Linked DNA regions of Homo sapiens: regions 1 and 2 are each linked to region 3. Evidence: chromatin contacts called from ENCODE Hi-C or POLR2A ChIA-PET data. All regions are on one chromosome and are shown on one strand. Each heading gives the region's core, a stretch centred on a gene start or an enhancer-like site at or near the end of the contact. The rest is flanking DNA. Distances are from core to core; before and after follow the strand shown. Region 1 overlaps FLNB (filamin B). Region 2 overlaps LOC105377104 (a long non-coding RNA gene). Region 3 overlaps DNASE1L3 (deoxyribonuclease 1L3).

Region 1 (4,789 bases), core at 1,939-4,438, 160 kb before region 3:
AGACAGGGTCTTGCTCTTTCTCCCAGGCTAGAGTGCAGTGGCATGAACATGGCTCACTGCAGCCTCCACTTCCCAGGGTCAAGCCATCCTCCCACTTCAGCCTCCCAAGTAGCTGGGATTACAGGTGTGTGCCACCACACCTGACTAATTTTTCTTTTTTTCTTTTTTTGTATTTTTGGTAGAGACAGGGTTGCCCAGGCTGGTCTTGAACTCCTGAGCTCAAGCAATCCTCTCTTCAGCCTCCCAAAGTGCTGGGATTACAAGTATGAGCCACTGTGCCCGGCCTGTTTGTTTGTTTTAAAGACAAGTTTGGGCCCAGTTTATAAGAAAAGAAAACAGACCATCCTTAGGGTGTCAGGATGATATTTTGACAAAGGCATTCATGCTTAGCAGGATTTCTCTCCCCCTACCCCCACCCCAAGTGTTGAAACGGCTGAGCTAATTACCTTAGAATGTAAGGCTTCCTCTGTTGCTTGTGAACGTGGCAGACTTGGGATTCTCAGAGACAGAGGGCTTCAGAAGCTTGCCTCTGGGAGCGTCCAGTCAATAGCTTTTTGTCTGAGCAGAAGGAGATATTGCTCAAGGTACCATCTCAAGGGACTGCTGAATCAGTTGCATTGTCTCTAAAAGTAGGTAAAAGTCTAGAGTAGGGCTGGTTCAACAGTGGAATGAGTGTTAAGAGAGAGTTGCATTCTAAGAACACCTTTACACTGTGGCCAAATTCAAGCAGGTCCATTTTGTGGTTTGGTGGTCCCCATCTAGTGGGATGTGGTCTGGTATCCCAGGCACCTGCATATATGAGCTCAGATGGGTTTAATTTTTGAAAAACTGCTTTATTGGCTGGGTGTGGTAGCTCATGCCTGTAATCCCAACATTTTGGGAGGCCAAGGCAGGAGGATCTCTTGAGCCTGGGAATTCAGGACCAGCCTGGGCAACATTGAGAGATCCCCATCTCTACTCCCTTCCCCGCCAAAAAAAAGCTAGGTGTAGTGACATGCACCTGTGGTCCCAGCTACTCAGGAGGCTGAGGTGGGAGGATTGCTTGAGCCCGGGAAGTCAAGACTGCAGTGAGCTGAGATTGCATGACTGCACTCCAGCCTGGGCAAAAGAGTGAGACATTGTCTCAATCTCCCCACCCCTGCCAAGAAAACCCAAAAAATATTGAGGTATAATTGTTATACAATGAAGAACACATTTTGATTAGCTTATACACACACTCCTGTGTACACATGTACACTCACACATCAGGAAACCATCACCATAATCAAGACAGCGAACCTCCCTATCCAGCCCCAGAAGTTTCCTTGTGCCTCTTTGTAATTCTTGCCTTTTATCTCTCCATGTCTTCCACACCCATGCTCAAGCATTCACTGATCTGCTTTCTGTCATTATCAGTCAGTTTTCATCTTTTAGCCTTTTATATAAATGGAATCATATAGTATGCTGTTTTGTTTTTTTTTGAGACAAGAGTCTCACTCTGTTACCCAGGCTGGAGTGCAGTGGTGCGACCTCGGCTCACTACAACCTCCATCTCCCCAGATTTAAGTGATTCTCCTGCCCTAGCTTCCCGAGTAGCAGGGATTACAGGCACATGCTATCATGCCTAGCTAATTTTTGTATTTTTAGTAAAGATGGGGATTCACCATGTTGGCCAGGCTGGTCCCGAACTCCTGACCTCAGGTGATCACCCGCCTTGGCCTCCCAAAGTGCTAGGATCACAGGCATGAGCCACTACGCCCTGCCAGTATGTACTCTTTTTGTCTGGCTTCTTCTAGCATAGTTATTCTGAAATTCATCCTTGTTGCATGTGTCAATAGTCCTATTCCTTTTTATTGCTGAGTAGTAGTCCATTGTATGGATATACTACATTTTGTTTATACATCCTTCTGTTGATAACATTTGGGTGGTTTCTTATTTATTTATTTATTTTTGAGACGGAGTCTCACTCTGTTGAACAGGCTGGAGTGCAGTGGTGTGATCTTGGCTCACTGCAACCTCCACCTCCCGGGTTCAAGCAATTCTCCTGCCTCAGCCTTCTGAGTAGCTGGGATTACAGGCATTTGCCACCACACCTGGCTAATTTTTGTATTTTTAGTAGAGACGGGGTTTCACCATGTTGGTCATGCTGGTCTCGAACTCCTGACCTTAGGCGATCCGCTCACCTCTGCCTCCCAAAGTGCAGGGATTATAGGTGTGAGCCACCACGCCTGGCCGGGTGGTTTCTAAATAAAGCTATCATGAACATCTTTTACTACTCTTTGTATGGATGTATATTTCTATTTTTCTGAGTGGAATGTTAGGATCATACATCATAGGTGTACGTTTAACTGTTCAAGAAACTGCCAAACTGTTTCCCAAAGTGGTTGTATTGTTTTACATTTCCACGAGCAGTGTTTGAGAGCTCCAGTTCTTGCACATCCTAGCCACAAAAAGGTTCTGTTTTTTAAAGACAATTTTTTTTTTTTTTTGAGAGTTTCGCCCTAGTCGCCCAGGCTGGAGTGCAGTGGTAAGCGAATCCCTGCTACAGGCCAGAGACTGTTCTCAGTTGGTTTTTACACCAAGTATCGCACTTCATTCTAACACTCCACCATTTTACAAATGAGGAAACCGAGGCACTGAGAGGTTTAGTAACTTGTGGCACAGCCAGGAAGCAGTAGAGAAAGACTTTGAATATAAATGTATCCATTAGGATGTATATGGTTCCAAGTCATGGGAAACCTACCTAATCCTGGTTTATCCAAAAAGGGAGCTCATTGGCTCTCGTAACTGAAAAGTCAAGGGGTAGGCAGGCAGTTGGACCTGGAAGTCTCCAGGGCATCAGAGAGCCTTGGCTCTGCTTCTCTGATTCTGTTGTCTCTCCACAGACGGGTGGGTGTAGCAGTCCCAGGCCCGCAGCCACACCCCACACCTCCCAGAGGAAGAAGGCGGGCCCTGATCCCAGCAGTCCCAGGAAAGCCCTGAGGTTCACTGTGATTGGACCAGCCTATGTCACCTGCTCACATCTCAGCCCACCACTGGCAAGGGTGTTTGACTCTTGGGAATGACTCTTGGGACTGGCTTGTCCTAGATCACATGTTCTACCTGAAATTGGGGACATTGCAGAGGATTGGTGGAGTGGACCTCAAGGAGGTGTTTCACGTGGCTTCCTGTGTCACTAGGTTGCCATTTATTCTTTAGAAAGCCCCTTTGTTTGATGAAACCCTGGTGTCACAGGCTGTGTGACTTAGGGTAATCCCCTTGTCCACATCTGTGAAGTGAGATTACCTCTTCACCTCACAGGCAGATCAAACAGGAAAACAAAAACAAAACCAAACCCAAAATACACGTAAATTGCAGAGTGCTTGAGGTTTCTTTTAAGCTGTCTATGTAATTAAAAGCTGTTACTTAGACTTGGATATGAAATAAAATCTGACTTCAAATTTAAGTGGTGTAATTTCCATGCCTCTTAAAATATCAGGTAACTTCATTTGTGAGCCTCAGTCTGTAGACTTGAGGGATTTCCATCTGAAGAGGGGGCAGAATGGTGGTTTAGGGAACGCAACATGTACCCCACCCCCAACTTTTTTAAGAGGAAGAGTTGAAAGAAATAATGAATGTGTGAGAAATAAGGGGTTTGATTGCCTTCCAGGGTCCATGTTGAAGGAGAGGAAAATGTAGCTCAACCACAGTGACTCTCCCCAATTAAAAACTAAAAAAAGATCCGTGGTTATAGGGCTTGGACTTCGGACAAGCCAGCAGCCTCAGTCATTGTGAGTGTGATTCCAGATTGGAAGGTTCTGCTAGGAGGAAAGTGGAAGTTTTGAGAATTCCTAGTTGGACAGAATGCCTCTTGATCACGGCCTTAGCTAAAGGAGACCACTCTTTGCTGGATGGATCAGTCAGCTACGTGTGAAGTTTGGCTCAGTACAACATTCTCGGCCTGGGGCGGCAGCATGGGAAAGATTTTTATTGGAATTAACTTTCTACAGAGATGTACTTTCAAATGAGACCATCCTTCTCTCACTGGTGAGCTCACCCGGGCTCTTATTCCACAAAGCTTAATTGTTTTGGACCCATACATTTAAACTCCTTAATTAATTGACTCAAGACTTAGGACAGATTTGCTTTTCTTTATAATGACTCCATGGCTGTAAATGCTGCTGATTCAGATGAAAGAGGACCCTAGAGCACAGAATGAGAAGGACGTGGACTCAGGATACCTGTTTCTTTATTCTGACTGTGCTCTTCGTCAGCTCTGGGGCTTTGGACCCCAGTTTTGTAACCACCTAACGAGTTCACCTTGCCTGCTGCCTAGACGGAGCTGATTTATCAAGACAGAGGAATTGCAATGGAGAAAGAGTAAGTCACCCAGAGCCAGCTGTGTGGGAGGCTAGAATTTTATTGTTACTGAAATCAGTCTCCCGAGCATTTGGGATCAGAGTTTTTAAAGATAATTCGGCAGGTAGGGGCTCAGGAAGTGGGGAGTGCTGATTGGTCAAGTTGGAGATGGAGTCACAGGGGGTCGAAGTGACGTTTTCTTGCTGTCTTCTGTTCCTGGGTGGGATGGCAGAACTGGTTGAGCCAGATTACCGCTCTGGGAGGTGTCAGCTGATCCATGGAGTGCAGGGTCTGCAAACTATCTCAAGCACTGATGTTAAGTTTTACAGTAGTGATGTTATCTCCAGAAGCAATTTGTGGAGGTTCAGACTCTTGCAGTTTCTGACCCCTAAACCTTAATTTCTAATCTTGTAGCTAATTTGTTAGTCCTACAAAGGCAGACTGCTCCCAAGGCAAGAAGAGGGTCTTTTTG
Region 2 (4,381 bases), core at 1,798-4,297, 210 kb before region 3:
TAGGCCGGGCGCACTGGCTCATCTGTAATCCCAAACTTTGGGAGGCCGAGGAGGGCGGACCACCTGAGGTTAGGAGTTCAAAACCAGCCTGACCAACATGGTGAAACCCCATCTCTACTAAAAATACAAAATTAGCCGGGTGTGGTGGCGCATGCTTGTAATTCCAGTTACTTGGGAGGCTGTGGCAGGAGAATTTCTTGAACCCGGGAGGTGGAGGTTGCAGTGAGCCGATATCACGCCGTTGCACTCCAGCCTGGGCAATAAGAGTGAAACTCCATCTCAAAAAAAAAAAAAAAAAAAATTAGCTGGGAGCGATGTCAGGCACCTGTAATCCCAGCTACTCCAGTGGATAAGGCATGAGAATCGCTTGAACCTAGGAAGCAAAGGCTGCAGTGAGCCAAGATTGTTGCACTGCACTCCAGCCTGGGCGACACAGTGAGACTCTGTATCAAAAAAAACAAAACAAAAAAATCACACAGCTAGCAGATCTGGGACCAGAACGTAGGCTGATGGGCTCTTGACCATAGGATCCCCTGGATCAGGGAGACTGGCAGGTGACACTGAATTCTCCTCCTCTGCACCACATAGGACAGATGAAGTCATGTGTACTGATCATGGGGGCAGGGAGGTCCCAGGGTTGAAGGAGCCCCTCCAGGAAGACATGTTTTGGGAACTTCAAATGAAGTCAAGGTCTGTCCCAAATCTCAGGCTCTAAGCTCTGGCCACATCCTGTCAGCAGCATTCCGCCAGGGTGTAGAGCAGAGCGAGGACTGGGAAGCGCTGGGGGTGCAGGGTGGCTGCGGGGTGCACTACCCCAGAGTTCTGTCCTCATGTCCAAACCAACCCTGTTCCCGTGGGCCCGGGGCCCCTGCAGGTTTCCTGAACCAGAAGCGACCTTTGCCTCTCTGCTGCAGGGAGACGTGGGTAAGGCCTCTTCAGGTTTTGGCTGTGCAGGGTAGCTGACCTTTCCCTGTCTCTGAGGACCTCTCCCCACTTCCCTTTTTGTGTCCACCCTACAGTCCGAGCATTATTCATGCCCAAAATATCTCAGAAAGCCACAACAGCCCTGCTCTCCACCCAGGACTACAGTCTCTTGGCCTGTGTTCTTTTATTTATTTATTTATTTTTATTTATTATTATTTTTTGAGATGGAGTCTCACTCTGTTGCCAGGCTGGAGTGCAGTGGTGTGATCTCGGCTCACTGCAAGCTCCGCCTCCCGGGTTCACACCATTCTCCTGCCTCAGCCTCCCAAGTAACTGGGACTACAGGTGCCCGCCGCTACACCCAGCTAATTTTTTTTTTTTTTGTATTTTTAGTAGAGACGAGGTTTCACCGTGTTAGCCAGGATGGTCTTGATCTCCTAACCTCGTGATCAGCTCATCTCGGCCTCCCAAAGTGCTGGGATTACAGGGGTGAGCCACCGTGCCCGGCCACTTTTTTTTTTTTTTTTTTAGTAGAGACGGGGTTTCACCATGTTGGCCAAGATGGTCGCAATCTCTTGACCTCGTGATCCGCCTGCCTCGACCTCCCAAAGTGTTGGGATTATAGGCGTGAGCTACTGCGCCCAGCCGCCTGTGTTCTTTTAAAAGGTCGTCTTCCTTCCTGCCCTTCATCACTTGCCCTCCATGGCCCTTCATGGCCCCTCTGCTTCCCTGGACAAAGCAGAGATGTGACTGGTGTTCCCAGCATTTGTCCACAGACACCATTTTCCTCTCAGGCCCTGAGGTGCTGGACTACAGAGCCGGCCTCCCAGCCACCTGCCATGAAAACCTCACCAGGACCAGTGGGACTCTGTTAAATCTGTTAACACCCCCACTTCGGCCTGCCCTAGACAACAGCTACATCTTGGAAAAAGGAAATGAAACTGGTTTAAAACCTCTCCCAACTGTTCAGAAGGCTCAGGCCCCATTTCCAAGACAGAAGGAGCCAGACTCTTCTGCGCATGTCCCTTTATTTATAGTCACCAGATCCTGGTCCCAACGATCAAGGCTCCTGGGTGGGGATGGTCCTGTGTGATGTATGCAGCACACTCAATGCCCCCCACCATGCCCCTTCAGCCTACACCACTCACCTTAGCCGCCAGCAGCCATGACTTTTTTCTTTTCTTTTCTTTTTTCTTTCCTTTCCTTTTCTTTGATTTTTTTCTCTTTCCTTCCTTCCTTCCTTCTTTCTTTCTTCTCTCCTCTCTTTCTTTCTCGCTCTCTCTCTCTCTTTTCTTTCTTTCTCGAGACAGGGTCTTGCTTTGTCACCCAGGCTGGAATGCAGTGGCAGGAACATGGCTCACTGTATCCTCGACCTCCAAGGCTCAAGCGATCCTCCTGCCTCAGCACCCCAAGTAGCTGGGACTACAGGAGCACGCCACCACACCCAGCTCATTTTTGTATTTTTCGTAGAGAGGGGGTTTCACCATGTTGCCCAGGCTGGTCTCAAACTCCTGGCCTCAAGAGATCCACCCATCTTGGCCTCCCAAAATGCTGGGATTACAGGCCTGAGCCACCACATCTGGCCATGCAGCCGTGACTTTTTCTGATCACAGGAGCTGGCTGTGCTTGCACACATGGTCGGCCGGAGGGTGGTGAGTTAACAGCCCCTCCTCAGTAAGCCCTCAACCAATGACTACTGGTAAATGCAGGCCCCAGCCCTTCAGATGCCTTGGAGGGTACACTCTACCTGGCCCTTAGGTTCCCCTGCAGGATGGAGCTCCAGCTGCTCGCAGGAGCAGCCCACTCATGAATGCACCTTTTGTGGGCTTCCTGTCTTTCCAGCCTCACCTCCCACCTCCCTTGCCAGCACTTCTTGGAATCATTTCCCAAATGAATAACTCCTATGTGAATCCTGGACTTGGGTCTGCTTTTGAGGAAACCCAAACTAAGACAATATCAAGTTGCCAACATTTATTGAGCACCGTCTCTGTGCTAAGCATCGTGCTCAGCATTTCACAAGTCTTAACTCATTTAATCCTATGACAGCCAGCACTATGAAGAAGAGACCGTTATCATTTCCGTTGTACAGACGTGGAAACTGACTCAGAGCATGGGCTTGAGGCCAAAGGCCTCTTCCACTCCACCCATCCTCCATCAGCCTGAATTGCTTTCATTTCCTCAAAATGCTGGGCTCCCACACCTCTTGATCTCTGCACTCTGGGGCACAGGGAGGTTAAATCACTTGGTGACACAGCAATTTAGAGGCTGAGCTACCCAGATTCAAGAGCCATCTCCAGGCTCAGAGCCCACATACTCTGCCACTGTGGTAAGCAAAATATTGGCCCCTCAAGGTATCCAAGTCCTAATCCCTGTAACCTGTAAATGTGACCTTACATGGCAAAAAAGAGACTTCACAGATGTGATTCAGTTAGGGCCCTTGAGATGAGGAGAGTATCCTGGATTATCCAGATGGGCCCCATGTAATCACAGCAGGCTCTGTAAGAGGATCTCCTCCTCCTGTCTGTCTTTCAGACAAAAGAAGATAGGATGACAAAGCAGAAGACCAGAGAGAAAGAGATTTGAAGATGCTACCCTGCTGGCTTTGGAGATGGAAGCAAGGGCCATGAGCCAAGAGGTGTATGTGGCTTTTGGAAGCAGGTAAAGGCAAGGATAGCCCCTGGAGCCTCCAGAAGGAGCCAGCCCTGCTGACGCCTTGACTTTAGCCTAGTGAAACTGATTGCTGACTTCTGGCCTCCAGAATGATAAGAGAATACAGTTGTGTTTTCTTGTTTGTTTGTTTTGAGACAGGGTCTTGCTCTGTCACCCAGACTGGAGTGAGTGGGTCCATTTTGGCTCCCTGAAGCCACTACCTCCCAGGCTCAAGTGATCCTCGCACCTTAGCCTCTCGAATAGCTGGGACCACAGGTGCACACCACCACACCCGGCTAATTTTTTTTTATAGATGGGGTCTCCCTATGGTGCCAGGGCTGGTCTCAAACTCCTGAGCTCAAAGGATCCTTCTGCCTTGCCTCCTAAAGTGCTGGGATTACAGGTGTAAAGCCACCTCCACATCTGACTCAGTTGTGTCCTTTTTTTTTTTTTTTTTTTTGTCAAGATAGAGTCTTGCTCTGTCACCCAGGCTAGAGTGCAGTGGCGTGATCTCAGCTTACTGCAACCTCCGCCTCCTGGGTTCAAGTGATTCTTGTGCCTCAGCCTCCTGAGTAGCTGGGACTACAGGTGCACACCACCATGCCCAGCTAATTTTTCTATTTTTTAGTATTTCACTATGTTGGCCAGGCTGGTCTCAAACTCCTGGCCTCAAGTGATCCACCTGCCTTGGCCTCCCAAAGTGATGGGATTATAGGTGTTGAAGCCACCACGCCTGGCCTAGTTGTGTTCTTTTATGTCATGAAATTTGTGGTAATTTTTTTTATTAAAGTAGCCACAGCAAATTAAC
Region 3 (4,581 bases), core at 897-3,396:
GGGTTTATCCCTGTTGGCCAGGCTGGTCTTGAACTCGTGACCTTAGGTGATCCGCCCACCTCAACCTCCCAAAGTGCTGGGATTACCGGTGTAAGCCACCGCTCCAGGGCTACGGCTTTTTTTTTTCTTTTTTTGAGACGGAGTCTCTCTGTGTCACCCAGGCTAGAGTGCAGTGGCGCAATCTCGGCTCACTGCAAGCTCTGCCTCCTGGGTTCATGCCATTCTCCTGCCTCAGCCTCCCGAGTAGCTGGGACTACAGGTGCCCGGCACCACGCCTGGCTAATTTTTTTTGTATTTTTTAGTAGAGACGGGGTTTCACTGTGTTAGCCAGGATGGTCTCGATCTCCTGACCTCGTGATCCACCGGCCGCAGCCTCCCAAAGTGCTGGGATTACAGGTGTGAGCCACCACGCCCGGCCCGGGCTACGGCTTTTAATTCAACCCAAATGTAAATTCTTCGCATCAAGTTAGACATTTGTGAAAGCTTTCTTTAAGACTCAGAAAGCAAAGAATGACATGTTAAAGGCTCTTCCATTTCTGACTTCTTCTAGGGATGTGCAGGACCAGGCCAGTGTTCATGTGACGTTTTCAGTCCAGGGCACCAGCCAGATCCTGGGCATCTTTGCATGTTCCCCCAGCACTCAGCACATGAGAGGTGTTTGATAAATATGTGAACATGGAACAAAGACTGGAACTGAGACCATCTTGTCTAATTACATTTTTAAAACATCATTTTTATGGCTTTTCATTTTCTCCGTTTATTTTATTTAATTTTACTTTTTATTTTATTGTATTGAGACAGGTCTCACTATGTTGTCCAGGCTGGAGTGCCGTGGCTATTCACAGGCATGTGATCATGTTGCTCTAAAGCCTTGAACTCCTGGGCTCAAGTGATCCTCCTGCCTCAGCCTCCCAAGTAGCTGGGATTACAGCATATGCCACCACAACTGGCCTATGACTTTTTAAAAGCCACAAGAGGCCGGGCATGGTGGCTCACACCTGTAATCCAAGCACTTTGGGAGGCCAAAGCAGGCGGATCACCTGAGGTCACGAGTTCAAGACCAGCCTGGCCAACATGGCGAAACCCCATCTCTACTAAAATTACAAAAAAAAAAAAAAAAAAAAAAAAAAGCGGGGCATGTTTGTGTATGCCTGTAATCCCAGCTACTTGGGAGGCTGAGGCAGGAAAATCGCTTGAACCCGGGAGGCGGAGGTTGCAGTGAGCCAAGATCCTGCCACTGCACTCCAGCCTGGGCGACAGAGCAGGACTCTGTCTCAAAAAAAAGAAAAAAAAGAGGCACAAGAGTTATACATGTTGTTATGAGAAACAAAATTCAGAGCATCAAAATAAGAAATGAATCTTTAAAATGTCACATGTAATCCCACCATCCTTTGGGATACATGTGTATAAAATCAGGATCCTTTTAGTAAACATCTTTTTCTAACCTGTTCTACCCCTGACCTGATCTACTGTGGCCATGTTGCCTTCTGATTCTTCTGTATCATTTTCAATCACTTCCCACTCATTTGCCAGGGGAGAAGAATGGCGCTGGAGAAGGGACTTGACCTACCCACGGGCACACAACTGCCATGTGTAACTGAGTGAGTGGCCATCGTCCAGGCTTTGCTGGAAGTCCTTCAAAATAGGGGGTCTGGGCACTTAGACCCCTGTAACTCCCCGCCTTGGGTTCCCACTTTGCAGAGTGATAACTTCTGCAAAGGAAACACCAGCCTCAAAAGCTCCAAGAGGAACAGGCCGGGCATGGTGGCTCACGCCTGTAATCCCAGCACTTTGGGAGGCCGAGGCGGGCGGATCACGAGGTCAAGAAATCAAGACCATCCTGGGTAACATGGTGAAACCCTGTCTCTACTAAAAATACAAAAAAAAAAAAAAATTAGCCAGGCGTGGTGGCGGGCGCCTGTAGTCCCAGCTACTCGGGAGGCTGAGGCAGGAGAATGGCGTGAACCCGGGAGGCGGAGCTTGCAGTGAGCCGAGATCGCACCACTGCACTCCAGCCTGGGCAACAGAGCGAGACTCTGTCTAAAAAAAAAAAAAAAAAAAAAAAAAACTCCGAGAGGAAGTGAAAACGAGTGGCCTGGTGGCTCTCATGCAGATGGCCATCTCACACTTCCTCGTGGCAGGCTGAGCTCTGGGAACTGTGGCCACCACCTGGGACCAGGCTCCTAGGGGTTTCCCCACCTGTGGTCTCTGTGATGGAAGATCACTAACATTCACACGCCTCAGGCACTCCCCCCTCTGTCCCCATTGAAGGAGCAAAGATGAAAGCTGTTTGAAAATCCCTGAAGGGACTTTAAAAAGCACGAGGGAATGCTAGGACTTAAATGTATGCATTGCATTTAGGAATATGTAGCTAAAGCTTTAAAAATATAAATACCGTTGCACTAATTGGTCTCATTTTTAGGGTTGCTTCCTGAGGAAATCATAAATACTTGCACAAAATGCACAGAGGATATTGATTTTAGCAGTATTTATAACAGCAAACCCTTGGTAATAACCCAATGCCTAATGATGGGGATTGGGCGCATCAATTGCGGTAAGTCTTTGTGATGGAACAATGATCAGCCCATGAATGTAATGAGCACTTGCCGTATGCCAGGCATTGTGCTAGCAGCCTGACATGTTATTTCATTTACTCCACATCGGATCTTCATGAGTGAGGCACTAGGATAACTTCCATTTTACAGGGGAGGAAATGAAAGACACAGAGAGCTTGTCTCTTGGTCACAGACATATGAAGTGATAATGTCAGGATTTAAATCCAGGCCTATCTGATAGCGAAGCCAGTGCTTACCTCTGCTAAGCTACAGTGCCCAGGGCCACCGCATAGGGTCCTGTGGTTCATACGCTACATGTGGTACCCAGTAGAGGGGCCTGACATTTAATTGACTCAGCTCTGCAAGCAGTGTGCTTTTCTTATTTTTATTTTTATTTTTTATTTTTGAGACAAAGTCTCACTCTGTTACCCAGGCTGGAGTGCAGTGGTGCGATCCTGGCTCACTGCAGCCTCCACCTTCTGGGCTCAAGCGATCCTCCCACCTCAGCCTCCTGAGTAGCTGGGAGTATAGGTGTGTGCCACCATGCCTGGCTAATTTTTGTATTTTTTGTAGAGACGGGGTTTCATCATGTTGCCCAGGCTGGTCTCAAACTCCTGTACTCAAGCGATCCATCCATCGAGGCCTCCCAAAGTGCTAGGACTACTGGCGTGAGCCACAGTGCCCAGCCACCTTGCGTCTTTCCTAGTGCACACCAAGCACTGTGGTGAGCCAGCAGCACCCTGCAGGGCCTCCTACCTGTCATATGCACAGTTGGTGCTCTTCTTCACCGTGGTGTCCTCTTGGTCCCCGATCAGCCAAACAAACCTGGGGTCAGTCCTCAAGCGGATGTTCTTCCAGGCCTTCTTGGGGACGTAGCTGCAGCCGGCATTGAAGTCACCCATGAAAATGAAATTCTAAAAGACAAGATTTGGAACTGTCACCTGGTGGGTGCTGCTGCAGAATGCTTTCACACTGGACTCTAGCAAAGACTCTGCGTCCCAGGCCCAGTAAACAACAGGGTCTGTTATGGGCTGAATCTTGTCTACCCCCTGCTCCCGCCCCGGCCAAATTCCTATGTTGAAGTTCTAACCCCCAGCACCTTAGAATGCGACTGTATTTGGAGATAGAACCTTTCAAGAGGGAATTAAGGTAAAATGAGGTCATATGGATGGGCTCTAATCCAATATGACTGGCGTTCTTGTAAAAAGGGGAAATTAGGACACAGAAAAGTGGAGCAAAGACCATGTAAAGACACTGGAAGAAGATGGCCGTCTACAAACCAAGGAGAGAGGCCCCCAAAAGACACCAGCCCTGCTGGCACACCTTGTTCTGGGACTCCAGCCTCCAGAACGGTGACGAACTCACTTTCTATTGTTTAAACTTCCCAGTCTTCAGTATGGTACTTTGTTATGGCAGCTCTAGCAAATGAATATAAGGTCTTTAAAAATTTCTTTTTGTTGTTTAAAATTGAGTCACAGTTTTGATGAGTCGATGACAGGCGAGTGCGTACCAGGGAGGATGTTCTTAACAGGAAGGAGAATGTTTGCTGTTCTTAGTCGCCACATTTCCATAATTCAGCATGCAGAGTCAGGTGTGGATAAAAAAAATTTCAGTGAATCTATTCCCTCACATCTTTTGTCCCTGGCTCAAACTACTGTAGGGTGTAAATATACGAATGAATCAACGCCTTTTGCTTTCAAGCAGGAAAAGTGAATTTGGGTGGTGTATTGACAACCCTGGCATCACTCTTTCTCTCCTATTGTTTTGAAGTTGGAAACTTATTTCTGTGAAAATTCAGTCCCTTGAGGAGGTGGGAGGCATCTTCAGGGGAGGGGACCATTGAGTGAGCTGTCCACCCCCACCCAAGGCCACCAAGAGAAACTTCCTATCTTGGAAATATTTTTCCCTGCAAGGCTCTTGGAACAGAATTTTCAACATTCCACAATCCAGAGGAAGTGCCAGATTTCCTTGTTTGTGCTATTGTTTGGTGGGGCATTGCTGACTTCAGAGTTTTCTTCAAGAACAT

Evidence for each region. A loop is a pair of places that touch in the nucleus more often than their neighbours do. ChIA-PET counts read pairs that join two places held with the same protein, here RNA polymerase II (POLR2A). Pooled maps may share reads with other maps.
Region 1: a loop to region 3 is called in a map with no recorded cell type, with 6 times the contacts of the local background. The contact joins two enhancer-like sites. A Hi-C loop is called at or near these places in 4 of 37 single-sample maps with no recorded cell type and 4 of 50 pooled maps. POLR2A ChIA-PET finds 5 or more read pairs at or near these places in 3 of 52 experiments (GM12878 and activated T-cell).
Region 2: a loop to region 3 is called in a pooled map, with 3 times the contacts of the local background. The contact joins two enhancer-like sites. A Hi-C loop is called at or near these places in 1 of 168 maps with a recorded cell type or tissue (naive thymus-derived CD4-positive, alpha-beta T cell) and 2 of 50 pooled maps. POLR2A ChIA-PET finds 5 or more read pairs at or near these places in 2 of 52 experiments (CD4-positive, alpha-beta T cell and Caco-2).

What each region holds. Positions count from the first base shown.
Region 1 is chr3:58,031,948-58,036,736 of GRCh38, forward strand. All of the region lies in intron 1 of FLNB (filamin B), which reads left to right. Among named protein-coding and RNA genes, the nearest start is that of FLNB, 26 kb to the left of the region's middle. RefSeq lists an enhancer at 2,921-3,420. Within about 2 kb of position 3,189, at least 6 of the 41 ENCODE cell types and tissues checked have a DNase peak (open chromatin) inside an H3K27ac peak, as active enhancers do; they include GM12878, where a contact is called at or near this core.
Region 2 is chr3:57,980,889-57,985,269 of GRCh38, forward strand. LOC105377104 (a long non-coding RNA gene) reads left to right here. Exons shown (of 4, transcript XR_940874.3): 3 at 3,457-3,582; 4 at 4,367-4,381. Among named protein-coding and RNA genes, the nearest start is that of FLNB, 25 kb to the right of the region's middle. Within about 2 kb of position 3,048, at least 19 of the 41 ENCODE cell types and tissues checked have a DNase peak (open chromatin) inside an H3K27ac peak, as active enhancers do.
Region 3 is chr3:58,194,510-58,199,090 of GRCh38, forward strand. It overlaps DNASE1L3 (deoxyribonuclease 1L3), which reads right to left. Exons shown (of 8, transcript NM_004944.4): 6 at 3,312-3,469. Among named protein-coding and RNA genes, the nearest start is that of DNASE1L3, 14 kb to the right of the region's middle. RefSeq lists an enhancer at 2,061-2,240. Within about 2 kb of position 2,147, at least 3 of the 41 ENCODE cell types and tissues checked have a DNase peak (open chromatin) inside an H3K27ac peak, as active enhancers do; they include GM12878, where a contact is called at or near this core.